Regions from separate parts of the Homo sapiens genome. Here region 1 is linked to region 2. The links are chromatin loops, found by intact Hi-C in ENCODE. Cell type or tissue: mammary epithelial cell. All regions are shown on one strand. Links, peaks and the distances in the headings refer to the core of each region. The heading gives the core; the rest is flanking DNA. Region 1 has its middle 18 kb from the start of LINC03147. Region 2 holds the start of BTG3 (BTG anti-proliferation factor 3).

Region 1 (7,482 bases), core at 1,258-6,257, 290 kb after region 2:
GGATATGATGGCTTAGCTTGGGCTCAGAGGCCTGACAACTTCTTTTATCAGTTTTTGGATTTCCTTGCATTGGTCTTTCCCTTTCTCTGGTGCCTCCCTGATTAGCTTAATAACTGATCTCCTGAATTCTTTTTCATGTAAATCAGGGATTTCTTCTTGGTTGGGATCCATTGCTGGTAAACTAATGTGATTTTTTAGGGGTGTTAAAGAGCCTTGTTTTGTCATATTACCAGAGTTGATTTTCTGGTTTCTTCTCTTTTGGGTAGCCTCTGTCAGAGGGAAGATCTAGGGCTGAAGGCTGTTGTTCAGATTCTTTTGTCCCACAAGGTGTTCCCTCGATGTAGTACTCTCCGCCTTTTCCTATGCATGTGGCTTCCTGTGAGCCAATCTGCAATGATTGCTGTCTTTCTTTTGTGTCTAGCCAGCCAGTGAGTCTACAGGGCTCCAGTCTGGTACAGGGGGTTGTCTGCACAGAGTCCTGCGATGTGAACTGTTTATGGGTCTCTCAGCCGTGGATCCCAGCACCTGTTTCCAGTGGAGGTGGCAGGGGTGTGAAATGGACTCTGTGAGGGTTCTTAGCCTTGGTGGTTTAATGGTCTATTTTTGTGCTGGTTGGCCTCCTGCCAGGAGGTGGCGCTTTCCAGAGAGCATCAGCTGTGGTAGTGTGGAGAGGAACCGGCAGTGGGTGCGGCCCCAGAACTCCCAAGATTATATCTCCTTTGTCTTCTGCTACCAGGGTGGGTAGGGAAGGGCCATCAGGTTGGGGTGGGGCTAGGGGGTGTCTGAGTTCAGACTCTCTTTGTGTGGGTCTTGCTGCAGCTGCTGTGGGGGATGGGCATGACATTCCCAAGTCAATGGGGTTGTGTACCTAGGAGGATTATGGCTGCCTCTGCTGAGTCATGCAGGTTGTCAGGGAAGTCGGGGAAAGCTGGCAGTCACAGGCCTCACCCACCTCCCATGCAAACTGAAGGGTCAGTCTCACTCCCACCATTGCCCCCCAAACAGCCTTGAGTCTGTTTCCAGGTGGTGGGTAAGCTGAGCTTGAGAACTTGCCCCAGGCTACCCACCTCCCAGCTGGGAACGAAAAGGGCTTGGTTCTTCCCCCACCTGTGGGAGTGTGCGCACGGGATTCATGCCCTCCCCCCAGTTCTGGCCAGGAGGCTTCTCACATGGTTCCAATTGTTAAAAAATTCAGCTGGAGATTTCCTTCTCCCTGTGGTGTTTTTCCCCCGCTCCTCTGGCTGCCTTCCTGATGGATCTCTGTGGTCCCAGGCAGGAATGGCCTGCTTGGGGACCCAGCGAGCTCCCAAGGCCTTTCCTGCTGCTTCCTCTATCCCTGTGTTTTGCTTGGCTCTCTAAATTGACTCAGCTCCAGGTAAGGTTGGAAACTTCTCCCACAAACAGACCTTCAGTTTCTCCAGTGGGGGTGTGTGTTTGGGAGAGGAGGGTCTCCCTTTCCCACTTTTGCAGTTGGGGCACTCACAGTATTTGAGGCATCTCCCAGGTCCTGCAGGAGCAGTCGGCTTCCTTCAGAGGGGCTGTGGGTCCTCTCGGTATTTCTGGTTTGTTCTTGTAGTCGATCTGGGGCTAAAATTCACAGTGCCAGCCTCAGCATGCTGCTCTGTCGGAGTCAAAGCTACAGCCTAGTCCTGCCTCCCTTCTGCCATGAGCTCCTCATTTTCTCAGTAGATGCAATTTCGAACAGCAATAACAACATTGTAGTTTTTTACAACAAGCATAAATGATTGTACTTTTGGGCAGCGGAATTTTATGTAAAATGAGGAAATGGGTGGTTTCCAGCCTGCTTGCCTCTTGGTGGTGACTCGCAGCTTTCAGCATTTAGAATCTCTTGCTACTCATTGCTTTCAGGATGCCACAGATTCTCTTTTGTCTGGAGAAATGTATGTGATAACCTGGCACTCACGCCTTGGTGTCTAGGTAGGTATATTAACCTACCAAGGATGTATGCATTTTAGAGACGTTATCTGGAAAGATCAATTCATGACTCAGAGCATGTTTTTCCAAGTGCGGCATTTCTAGGATACAGCATCTGGACAGGGAAAATGTTTCTGAGCAGTGGAGTAGTTAATTTTTTTTTGTTTTTTTTTTTTGTTTTTTTGTTTTGTTTTGTTTTGTTTTTTTTTTGAGGCGGAGTCTCGCTCTGTCTCCCAGGCTGGAGCGCAGTGGCGCGATCTCGGCTCACTGCAAGCTCCGCCTCCCGGGTTCACGCCATTCTCCTGCCTCAGCCTCCGGAGTAGCTGGGACTACAGGCGCCCGCCACCACGCCCGGCTAATTTTTTGTATTTTTAGTAGAGACGGGGTTTCACCGTGTCAGCCGGGATGGTCTCAATCTCCTGACCTCGTGATCCGCCCGCCTCGGCCTCCCAAAGTGCTGGGATTAAAGGCGTGAGCCACCGCGCCCAGCCTGGAGTGTTTAATTTTATGTGTCAACTTGTCTGGGCTGTAGTACTCAGTTACGTAACCAAACACCAATCCAGGTGTCACTGTGAAGGTATTTCGTAGATGCAATTAACATCTACGGTCGGTTGATTTTAAGTAAAAGATACTAACTTTCATAATGTGGGTGGGCCTCATCCCAACAGATGAAGTCCTTCAGAGCAAAAAACAGGTTTCACTGAAAAGAAAATCTGCCTGAAGACCATAGCATCCTCTCCTGACTGCATTTCCAGCCTGCTTGTCTGTCTCTACAAGTTTCAGACTTGCCAGCCCGCATAATTTCATGAGCCAATTCCTTAGAATAAATCTTTTAATGTACACACTCACACACACACATCCAAATGCTTCTATGTCTCTGGAGAATCCTGACTGATATATAAACAACTGCACAGGCAGGCAGTTGTTTTTGTATTCCTCGAATCATGCCTCACTGTGGTCATTACTAGCACAATGCTTTGAATATGAGAAGTGTTTAAATAATATATATTAAACGGATCAATGAGTAACTAACTGGAGATTAACCTAATATGAAAGTTAGTATTGAGGCTTTAAAGTAAAAAATAAATTTTAGCCTTGTGATCATATTTCTCCATAATATTGAAAGCCTTTATTGGGACTCGAATGGTTTCCTGTTTATCATCAAGTAATGATGGAGGTTTGCTCTTAATTCTGTATTGAGTAAATACATGTCCCATATAAAATTTTTTGCTGCCCTCTGGTGGATATAGTTCAATAAATAAACATTATACAATTATATATCAAATTCCATATATTAAGCAGTTTCTCATTTGTGTATGTTCCCAAAGTTGCTTTCTCAGTTTAGAAATTGGAATGCATTTTTCACATCAGAAGAGAGGTTAGTATCTCAGATCTGCTTGTAAATCCCTATTATAATAAATGGTACTTAAAATATGGCACAAAAAATAGTGTAGAGCCTAACAAGTAGGTAGTTGCAATGATTTCATGAGGAAATCCATTGAAAGTGATCACTTGGGAACACAGTTAGCCATCTTCCCTGCTGTGGCCTTGATTACTGAGGAAGGCGAAGTGGAATTTCCTGGATCCCATCCCTGGGGGTGCTTCTATGGCCTGCCATGGGGTGTGTGTATTGGGAGGTGGGGGTGGGAGGATGGTGAAGGACAGAATCGAAAGCTTTCCAGGAATGGGGTGAGGCTTGGGGGTGTAGTGAAAGGGAATGAGGCAGAGCATAGCCCGGAGGAACAGAAGTAGCTGAGTTCTAAAGAAATGAAAGATCTGGAAATAAAATACATATGGGACTGAAGGGACAAGAGTGACACTAAAGACAGGCAGAGAGGAGTGAAGAACAGTGGTAAAGAGTGTCCTGTGCCCGCTCACAAGAGCCAATTGTTAAATTTTCAAGAATTTTGTGAGCCACTTATTAAACACAGACATTATTAAAAACTAAGTCAAGGCCGGCCAAAGTGCCTCACACCTGTAATCCCAGAGCTTTGGAAGGCCAAAGTGGGATGATTGCCTGAGGTCAGGAGTTTGAGACCAGCCTGGACAACATAGTGAGGCCCCCGTCTCTACAAAAAATAAAACGAAAAATAAATTAGCTGGGCATGGTAGTGCACGCCTGCAGTCTCAGCTGCTTGGGAAGCTGAGGTGGGAGGATCACGTGAGCCCAGGAGTTCAGGCTGCAGTGAGCTATGATTGCACCACTACACTCCAGCCTGGGCAAAAGAGCAAGGCCCTGTCTCGAAAAAATTAGTCGTATAAACTTACAATGAAGTAAACTGTCTTTAAAACTAAACTAATATGTACTCAAGACTCACCGCTTCCTAAGTATTTTACTATTTAGTAAAGTCACCTTTTGAGATGATTTACGTTTTGCATTCATATGGTGGGAATATTCCACAATGATGTGTTGTCCAGCATCTCTCCCCAGCTCTGCATTCCGAGATATCAGTAACTTCTTGTTGGTTACAGTGTGAATACTTTTGCCAAGAAAACTGAAAAATGCTACAAATCAAATCAGCTCTCCTCTATCCCCAAGAGCTGAATGTTAAACAGTTGCCAGCATTCCACTGGGTAAGGACATCTCTTCAGTAACAAAAGAAGGTTTTCTTTCTTTTTTAAAAAATAGTTTCACTACCTGTGCTAGATTGGTGTTCTAGTTCATTTATTCATTAAATAAAAAATATTATTTTTTGATTCTCTACTTGTTAGGAGATAATTTTCCATGGGTTTCTTATGTTTCTGCATACCTTATAAGAAAGACACAGATTACCCTTTGTCCCAGAAAATCTTTTCAGTGATGTTCATACAGTGAATGGCCTTGGAAGCTAGGGATTGGGTCTCCCTTTGGAGCAAAGGGCAGACATGCTTGCTGCCCATTATAAAATTTTTGCATCCCCTAAACTCAGCATTCCTCTCCTGTATCACAACCCACTATGTATTCAGGTATCTTTCGGTTCTTTTGTGTCACCCTGTAGACTTGGGCCTCGAGATACTGTCCCCAAAATGCCAAAATCCTGGCTGTTGCTATTGTTGTGATTAATAAGCTGTTCTTCTTCTCTGACCCTGAGTCTCCTGTCTTCTACTGGCATCAATGAAACTGTAGCAGGCAAACTTATTGGCTTGTGAGTAGGGCAAAATTCAGTCCCTTCCCAGTTCTTTACAGTATTATGTGTCAGGCAGTGAGCAAGGAACTGAAATGCAGGGGTGAGTACGGCAAAAAGATCCTTGTGGAGCTCAATATGTCTTGTAGGATTATAAACAAAAAGCATTAAAAATAAATGATGAATATTTAAAATTTATATTAGGATAAGAATTAAGAAAGAGTAGAACAGTGGTGCGATAGAGTAATGGAGCTGTCTAGAGGGAAATCTGCATGAGTTGTTGGGGAAGGTCTCTCTGGTAGGTGGTTAAGCCAGGAGAAAGAAGTTACGGCTGAAGAGTGAAGAGAGGGAGTATGTAAAAATACCATAAAGGAGGCCAGCCAGGTGCGAAGGCTCTCGCCTGTAATCCCAGCACTTTGGGAGGCCAAAGGCAGGAGGATGGCTTGAGCCCAGGTGTTACAGACCAGCCTGGGTAACATAGTGAGACCCTCTCTCTACAAAAAAAAAAAGGAGTCATGAAGTAGCATTTTTTGGTTGATTAATAAAGGGGATTTTTTTTTATGGGAAAAGATATGTTTTCTTCCATTTTCCTCTTTTCATTAAGGTAAATACGTGGGAGGGGAGGTTTCCAGACAGTGTGATAGAAATGGCAGGAGATTGCACTTTTCCTGCATTGGAATCACATGAAATTCCAAATATTGTATAAAGACTTGTGATTTGAGGAAATCCCTGGAAATAACACTTGGGGGCTGAATAAGAGTAGTATTAGTACAGACGGTGGAAGGCAGCGAGGAGGACAGAAAACGTGGCTGTAGTGAGAGGAATGAAATGACTGTCTTTGTACCCTCCCTGAGCAGTGCTCCCAAGGTGAGAGCTGATGAACTGGGGATGGATTGCCTGGAGTTTTAATGTTTTCTGTCAACGTTAGGTAGCAAAATCCACGGAGTATGATTCCAACAAACAATTGAGAGTTAGAGTGAAGTGAAGCTACCTAAAGGACAGAGAAAAAGGGTTTGGAAACTCAGTTCCTGACTCTTGATTGCTCTATGACCTCTCTGATATCTTTATTAGGTATGGCACTTTCTTATAAGAGGTTGCTGTAACTACCCTACTGAAGATCTGAGATGGGAAAGCAAAGGCAGAACAGCAAACTATAAAAGTCCCCTTCTTACATCTTCCACCAATGTGGCGTTTGAATACTTCTGTGAATTTTTAGAAATATGGGTTAGAAGTTACACTCAAGGCAATTTAAAAGTAATATTTTTTACACTTCCTAGAAGTTACAGTCTAGTCAATTTACAAATAATATTTTTTAGGTCGGGTACGGTGGCTCATGCCCGTAATCCCAGCACTCTGGGAGGCCGAGGTGGGCAGATCACTTGAGTCAGGAGTTCGAGACCAGCCTGGCCAACACGGTGAAACCTTGTCTCTAGTAAAATACAAAAAAAAGAAAAAAAAAGAAAAAAAATACATATATGTATATATATTACTTGGGCGTGGTGGCAGGTGCCTGTAATCCCAGCTAATCCGGAGGCTGAGGCAGGAGAATTGCTTGAACCTGGGAGGGAGAGGTTGCAGTGAGCTGAGATTGTGCCACTGCACTCCAGCCTGGGTGACACAGCGAGACTCTGTCTCAAAAAAAAAAAATTTTTTTTTTATACTTCAATATCTTTATTGACATAAATGGATATTGTATAACGTCTGTTCTAGATGCAATCTGTAAGTTGGTTTTATTTGCTTTTTTCTTTTAGTACCAGGTATTAGATAACCTAAAGGTATGCACAAAGTTTTGTCCTTGGATAATAAAGTGCTGGCTGCTGGGTTTATCGGTTTTCACTGTAAAATGCCAAAAAAAAAAACAATCTAGAAAACATCCAAATTATTTTACTGTGAAATTTTGTTAAAATGAATATATTGCTGTAATCACATACCCTTACATTTTACCAAGCACTTAACGTAGTCCTATAAGAATGCCCAAAACTAGTTGTTGATATACTGGTTTTTTTTTTGCAGATGAAAAAGCAGGCTCAGAGTGGTGGCGTGAGCTGCTTCAAGTCACATAGTAACTAGCCAATGTCTTAAATGAGCCCTTGGAGCATCTACACGGTGTTCTGTGATCAAAGGCCTCAGGGAGTTTTTACAGATTTCCTTTCTGTTGCTTCCCTTTTTGTTTATGAGACTATCCTTGCTGCACGCCTCCGTTCTCAGTGTCAGTTTTTTTGCTGGCCCAGGCTTCTTCTATTCATAGCCAGAATGGAAGTCCCAGCACCAGTTCCTGCCCTGTGTGTAAAGCAGGGTCGTTTCTTGTCTGAATAAAATTTGCTGGTGGTTTTGCATATCTTAAAGTTTTGGAAAATGTATCCAAAGAGAATGCTCTTTTTTTTGAGATCGGGCCATCAGAAACACTGATCCCAGCATCATTTAATTTAACATCCTATTGGAG
Region 2 (7,482 bases), core at 993-5,992:
GCCCATGAAAACATGGGGTCATGTAGACCTGAGTTCAAATCCCAGAACCTTGGCCAGGCATGGTGGCTCACGCCTGTAATCCTCACATTCTGGGAGGCAAAGGGAGAAGATCGCGTGAGGCCAGGAGTTTGAAACTCACCTGGGTAACACAGCAAGATCCCATCTATACAAAAAAAAATTTGTTTTTAAATTAGCCTGGTGTGTTGGCACATGTCTATAATCCTAGCTACTTTGGAGTCTGAGGCAGTAGGATTGCTTGAGCCCAGGAGTTTGAGGCTGCAGTGAGCTATGGTTATACCACTGCACTCTAGACTGGGTGACAGAGCAAAAACAATACCACAAAAAAAAAAAACTCCCAGAAAAGCAAATCCCAGAGCCATTATTTACTAGTCGTGGATCACAGGTGAGTCACATTCATCTAGAAAATAGTTACACTGACTTCTACCACAAATATATAAATGAGATTATTCTTGTATTAACGACATATCAGGTGTCTGATAATCTTAGTTCCCTTTTTCCATACTTTTTTTTTTTTCAAAGAACATATAACATGTAATTTACTTTTAGATGCAAGATTCACTTCTTTCAACTCCTACCATGCCCATTAATGTGTTATTAGGGGTCCTCTAGAATTGTGAAAATCCCTAAGTATTTGTGATAAACAGAAATGCACTGTTAGGAGCCAGGCTATAACCACAAAAGACTAACTCCTTTGACCCCATAGCATTGGCCTCCTGTGTCCAGGCAGTGGGACTCCACCACTCCGCCAACAAATACTTGTTTTAAAATGAGTAAGGAGAAAATATACAAACACCCCAGAGTTCTATATTTTGCAGATGAAACACCTGTAGGCATGGTCTGCACACCCTTCAATCATCCGGCCTTGAACCCACCTCAGGGGTTGATCAGCCTCTGCTTAATCCAATCTAATCCTTTACCTGTAGGCCTGTCCTTTCGATGGTTTTTCTGGATACCAGTGATTTTTATATTTTTCTTGAAGTATTAGGGTCAATTTCTCAGCAAACCTCTCAACTGCCTCTTTTTTCAACTTATCATGTTTTCGAACTAGCCTTGTGAAAAAGAAGACAACGGCAGCAATTTCATTCTTCATTTTTTTCCCTGCAAAGATAAAACATGTTTTCTCAGAAAAACAAAATATAAAAACTGGGAAGATGAAGCTCTGTAAGATATACCTCCTTTACAGCTCTCCCCTTCCTCCTTCCAATTTTATCTTGTATTTCTTTGGCTTATATCTGAAGTAGAGAACAATCTACTTATCTTTATGCCATAAAGGCCTTATTATAAAATACTACTTAAAAATCTTATCACTTAGCTTCATGAAGAAATTCCATAAAGATAGCACGTTGCTCCTGTTGGCTAAAATAAAACCACACCTATCAGTAAAAGAGAAGCACTATAATAAATGATACGACATAGATGTTACTGTGTGTGTCAATATTTAGCTGCAATAATCTAAGTTTAAAATTCTGTGAAATGATTTGAACTTTAAAACATAAAAAAAGTCTACTTTAAAATCTAGAACTGTAGAGCTATTTTATAACAGAAAAGTTCGGCAGTTCCTAGAAAGGTTAAACACAGAGTTATCATATGACACGGCCAATTCTACTTCTATTTGCCCAAGAGAAATGAAAACATATGTCCACACCAAAACCTTGTACAGAAATGCCCATAGCAGTATTCATAATAGCTAAAAAGTGAAAACAATATGTTTACCAACTAAAGAATGGACAAATACTGTGTTATACACACGTATGGAATATTATTCAGCAATGAAAAGGAATGAGTACTAATACAAGCTACAATATGGGTGAACCTTGAACACAGAAATGCCCACAGCAGTATTCATAATAGCTAAAAAGTAAAAACAATCTATATGTTTACCAATTAAGGAATGGACAAATACTGTGGTATATACATGTAATGGAATATTATTCAGCAGTTAAAACGAATGAGTACTAATATAAGCTACAACATGGGTGAACCTTGAATACATCACACTAAGGGAAAGAAGCCAGTCACAAATGACCACATATTGTACGATTCCATTGATATGAAATATCCAGAATAAGCAAATCTATATAGACAGAAGACAGATTAGTGGCCTACGGGGAAGTGGGAAACCAAGAAAAGGAGCATTGCTAATAAGTACAGGGTTACTTTTTGAGGTGATAAAAATATTTACTAAATTTCACTATAGTAATGGTTGTACAACTTTGTGAATATACTAAAACCATTGAACTGTACATTTTAAATGGGTGAATTGCATGGTATATAAATTAAATCCCAAAACTGTTCTACATAAAAAATTTCAGCATTGACTTTCCGAAAGTACTCTTTCAGGAAGAGAGATACATTTATCCACAAGTTAAGAGACACAAAAACTAGTGGATCTATCAGGACATATTTAAGAAATGGAAATTCAGGTCACCCGCAGAAAAACAAACTAAAAGAAATAATCAGAGATTTAGCTACATTTTGGATTGCCTCAAAGGACTTTAAAAATGGTATATCTGATTTATCATTGATTAATCCTTAAGGGCAAACCCTTGTCCTAAGATTGTTTTGATGTATGTTGTCTCTACTCAGTGAGCTCATTCATCTGGCTGCTGTAACCTGGAGTTATTAAGATGCTGCCTTTAGTAAGCAACATCACCTTTTTGGGAGCCAATTACGTATTAAAAACATACAGCCTCTGCTATGTTTAGCATAAAAACAACTAACCTAGCAGTAGTTTGTGTTCCCACATTTCCAAAAAAATAAAGCTGATTGTTAGCTTTCTTTTCTCAAACTGCTCTTTCAGTCTCTCTTCAGAATATGACTCCTTTATTCCAAGTGCAAATTCAAACAAGGAACCTCACTGTGAAATAAATTCTACACAGTTATCTGAGAGGTGTGCTGGCAGCCGCAGATAGCCTGATGGAGGGGAAGGCACACAAATCTTCCTCCCAGAACCCTAGAATGAGAAATTCACCTTCTACAGCCAGCTAGCAGGCACCGGGCATGGGTCCACACACGAGTGTACACGTATACATAACCCCAGCCCACCACGACTGCTGTGCAGCCTCCTCCTGAAAAATGTAAGCCATTTCCACTTTGTAAAGCTACGTTTATATTCCACCACGATACGATGGAAAAGAAAACCCAAGGCAATTTAATATACGGGTTGGGAAGAAAGTTTTGCTGATGGAACTACATTAGCCTCCACTCCAGCAAAGCAAACAAGGAACCACACTAAAGAAATGTACTGAATCTTTTAACTAGATCTTTCTCCTCATTCATTACATTTGCCAACTATGTGCCACATATCTGAGTTCTGGATTTGTTTCTGTTTGCTCTGCTTCATATAAAAAAATAGAAAAGAAGGAAAGAACCACTTAGTGGTTGCTTTTGGTTGTAACACAAGATGACTCATTTGGACTTTTGTTTTCCCCGTTTGAAGAAATGATAGCTCGAACAGCTGAAAAATAAGCCCACTCCCACCAGTATTCTAGGAGTACCAAAAGGTGAAAGAGGGAGAGTTACAGTCAGGGCAAGAACCACCAGAGGCAAGCAGGGCCAAGAAGACCTCAGGCGTCTTGAGTAAGTAGGCGTCCTCCACCCACACTCAGAGCAAAAGGCTCCCATTTTAAATATCGCACGGTGACGTCATCCTGGGACCTCGTCACCGCGGCGGCTGCTCCTCAAGTTCTACTTTGTTCCACAAGGCTCCTCTGCTCACGGCTGCGTGGATAAAACCCAAAGGGAATCCAGAATCAAGCTCGGCCTCGCAGGAGTTTATAACTTTTGTACTTTTCCCTCCCTTGTAACGAAAAGCTAATCGCAAACGTTTCTAGGAACACATTTTTCTCCTGATAGACGTTCCCAAGGTGGAGGGCGCGAGAAGACTGGCCCGTGGGGTGAGGAGCCCCGGCCCGACCTCAGCGGCGCCACAAAGCCATGAAGAGGGGAAATAATTTTCCAAGGGGCTAAGAGTTGGACTTTCTGAAGCCATCGAAACCTGCTGCTAGGCTCTCCCGCTGGGGTTTTGAGAGAGGTAGGTGAGGAGGGATCAAACATCTCCACCCGCTCTTGAAAGAACCGCCTTGAGCTGCGCCCAACTTCTGCAATCCCGGTTTTCCCCAAGTTCAAGGGGAAGGGCCCTGGCGCCCAATGCCCAGCCTCCCCGACAACATCCTCGCCAGGGTGCGCCTGCCCCGCGGGTCCGCTGTCCCCGGCGGGCGGCCCTGGGTTCGAGGACCCGGCTTCCCGGAGGCGCGACTCTCCAGCAAACAAGCGGAGCTCCAGAAAAAACACCGACGCGAAGGGGGTGGACAGAGGGTGGGAAGCCGCGGGGTTGTCGCCCACCCGGAGGCGGAATGTAACGCGCTGTGGGAAACGTGGCAGGAGCCCTGAGGCGGCGTCTTTTTCCTCAGGCGCCCGCCGAGGGTCCCGCGGAAAGCCTCGCGGGCCGCCCTCGCGGCCCGCAGCCCCGCTCTGGCGCCGAGCCGGAGCCCATGCAACCTGGTTCCATCCCCTGCCCCTCCCCTGTCCCCGGTGCGCCGCCCGCCAGCGAGCCTTCGACGTGGCCGCAGGGGCGACGGGACCACCCTCCCCCGATACCCACAGCCCCGCCATGTCTGCCTTTCCCCGGCCCGGTCTCCTCACCGCCGCTGCCGCCGCCGCTCTTCGGCCGGAGATTCGGCGGCCCAGACCGTGTCCTGGCCGGGAACTGAGGGCTCCGCCTCAACGGGCCCGCGCTGGGCAACAGGGAGCGCAGCGAGCCTCGTCCGGCGCGTGCGGCTCCCGCGTCGTCGGGCGGCCAAGCGCGCGTTGAGAGGACTGGCGGGCGGACGAGCGCGCACACGAGTGAGCGCAGCCCCAAAGCGGCGCGCAGGGGGCTCGCGGCCCGGAAGAGGGGAGGGGCGATGACCCGGGAAAGGGTTGGCGCGCGCGGGATCGGCTCGCGCGCCTGAGGGGCGGTGCCGGGGGCGGGGCTTCGCCGCGAGGCCACCCCCGAGCCCCGGGCCTAGCCGCACGGGAGGCGACACACCCTCGCCCTACCCTGAGCCTGGCGCAGACCCTCGACCGCGACGGCGCGGTCCGCAGAACCGCGGGCTTCCCTCCCCGGCAAAAAGCGGCGCTGAAGGCCTGTGGGACCCCCGCCCGGCCGCCCTACGTGCGTCAGCGCCTTCGGGGGTCGCGCGGGCTTGGTCCTTTCGGCTGTCTCGGCCTTTTTGTTTCCCCCTCAGGTCTCTCCACGCTGCACTTGACACCCTCAGGGCGGAATGGCGAGTTCTAGACCCAGCTCTCTAGACCCGGGGCTTCATGGGGGACACGGACTCGACGGGAAGGGGAACTTGGCATTTATGGACAGATCCTCATCCTTCTTGCTGTAGTCAATTACACGCACGTTAACCGTGCAGCCGCCCTGCTGTATTTTAGGCGGTTGTTGGCACTCCTAGTTGGGCCCTTCCCTGGCCCCTCACAGCAGGGCCTGCCTCCTGTGGACGCTTGTGTGCTGCCCTGGCACCGGCCACTGTGTTTTGCATAAAGGAGAGGCTCCAAAGATGTTGGCCAAAGGAATGAAGCCTTGAGAGTCCAGGCTTTCTATTTCTGAGACACTCTACTCAAGGACTTCCCAGATGCAAAGCTTCATCTTTGAGCAAATACAAATATGGAGAGGGAACATTAACTTTCTGAAGAAAAGAAGGAACATCTTTTCAACCTTTTATATTGAGTTAACACCATGGTCTTAGTTTTGTGAAAGCACTTTAATACATCCAACTAGCGGGAGGAATACAAGATATTCCTACCTTTTTATTATTATTATTAAAAGAGGGCTAAACCATGTTGTAAACTACTTAAGAACTGAATGTTCAAGTTGTACAGTATATTGGCCAGATTCCTTACTGCCCACTAGGCTTGGGAGCATGTTTTCAGCTCAGTTTTATGAATGTTTTAAATTTGTATTACTGATCTTTGTTATAGCCAATTAGCAATTCAAAATGGTAATTTTTTTAGCAGTAATAAATATACCATCCCCCAAACAGTACAATAAACTTTATTTGTAAAAAAAAAAAATTATACTCTTCTAGGACTTAGTCTACTTACTGGTACATTTAAAGAGGATATTTACACCTTGGAGTCTTCTAGGAGGTGTGAAGGTGTTTTTATTTTAAAATCATAACAATCTGATGAGGTTATTTTTACAGATAAAGGCCTTTAATTCTGCAGTTTCATAAAATAGCTAGGTAACCACCCACATTACTCAAAATTTGTCCAGAAATTTCTATAGTTTAGGATTAGTATTTTGTGTAGTATTTATAAATCTGTGGTCCACATTTTCCAGTCTTAGAGCAGTACCATATTCAAAAAATACAGGCAAGAACCTGAAACCCAATTTCAAAATGACTTTTAAAAAATTCTCAGGCTGGGCACTGTAGCTCATGCCTGTAATCCAGTACTTTGGGAGGTCAAGGAGAGAGGATCATTTGACTCCAGGAGTTCAAGACCAACCTGGCCAACATCATGAAACCCAATCTCTACAAAAAATACACAAATTAGCCAGGTGTGGTTGCATGCAGCTGTAGTCTCAGATACTCTGAAGGCTGGGGTGAGAGGATCACCTGAGCCCAGGAAATTGAGGCTGCAGTGAGCTATGATAACATCATGGCACTCCAGCCTGGGTGACAGAGCAAGACTCTGTCTAAAAAAAGAAAAAAAAATTCTCATAGCTGAACACTGTGAAATAGACACATAGCAAACAATGTCTCTTAAACACTTTTTCTCTCATCCACTTCCCTTGCACACACAGTATTTGTTTTTATGTCTCTTTCAAAACTTGCCCTACTCTTGTGTGCTTCAGATGCTTTGCCCCAGCTCTCTTTCCTTGTGAGTTGGAATCACAAAATCACAAATGAATTGGTATGGCAAGGCAGAGCCCTCCTCTTTATGGGACTGAAAGAGGAGAGCTGCTATAAACTAAATGTTTGTGTCCCTCGCAATATTCGTATGTTGGAGACTAAATCCCCAATGTGATGGTATTTGGAGGTGGGGCCTTTGGGAGACACTTAGGTCATGAGGGTGGAACCTTCATGAATGGAATTAGTGCCCTTGTAAGTGGAAACATGAGAGAGATGATCACTCTGTCTGCTCTCTTGCCAAGTGAGGATATAGGGAGAAGACAGCAAACCAGAAAGCATACCTTCACCAGACACTGGATCTGCTGGTACCTTGATCTTTAACTTCCCTACCTCCAAACTGTGAGAAATTTCTGTTGTTTAAGCCACACAGTCTATAGTATTCTGTTATAGCATCCTGGAATAAGACAGGAGCAGAGCTGATGTAAATAATTACAGTAGTTCCCCCTTATCCACGGTAGGATATGTTCCAGGATCCCCAGTGGATGTCTGAAACTGCACATGGTACCAAACCCTATGTATAATTTATAAATTAGGAACAGTAAGAGATTAACAATAATTA

Evidence for each region. Hi-C counts contacts between places; a loop is a spot of excess contacts. Peaks named below come from ENCODE experiments on the same cell type or tissue, not always from the same donor. Only the 100,000 strongest peaks of a DNase experiment are listed, where the experiment ranks them.
Region 1: it touches region 2 in a loop (5-fold over the local background); 5 of 110 quality-filtered maps call a loop at or near these places.

The regions. Positions count from the first base shown.
Region 1 is chr21:17,900,050-17,907,531 of GRCh38, forward strand. No RefSeq gene overlaps it. Among named protein-coding and RNA genes, the nearest start is that of LINC03147, 18 kb to the left of the region's middle. RefSeq lists an enhancer at 3,195-3,753. In mammary epithelial cell, for the core only: a CTCF peak has its summit at 3,178 (motif pointing left); no DNase peak of the experiment used is centred there.
Region 2 is chr21:17,608,034-17,615,515 of GRCh38, forward strand. BTG3 (BTG anti-proliferation factor 3) reads right to left here and starts at 4,868. Exons shown (of 5, transcript NM_006806.5): 1 at 4,666-4,868; 2 at 939-1,119. The coding sequence starts at 1,111. It overlaps BTG3-AS1 (BTG3 antisense RNA 1), which reads left to right and starts at 3,653. Exons shown (of 1, transcript NR_149073.1): 1 at 3,653-6,081. It also overlaps a transcript of CXADR not described here. In mammary epithelial cell, for the core only: a CTCF peak has its summit at 3,731; DNase peaks (open chromatin) are centred at 3,648, 4,118 and 4,848; H3K4me3 peaks cover 2,888 bases; H3K27ac peaks cover 2,703 bases.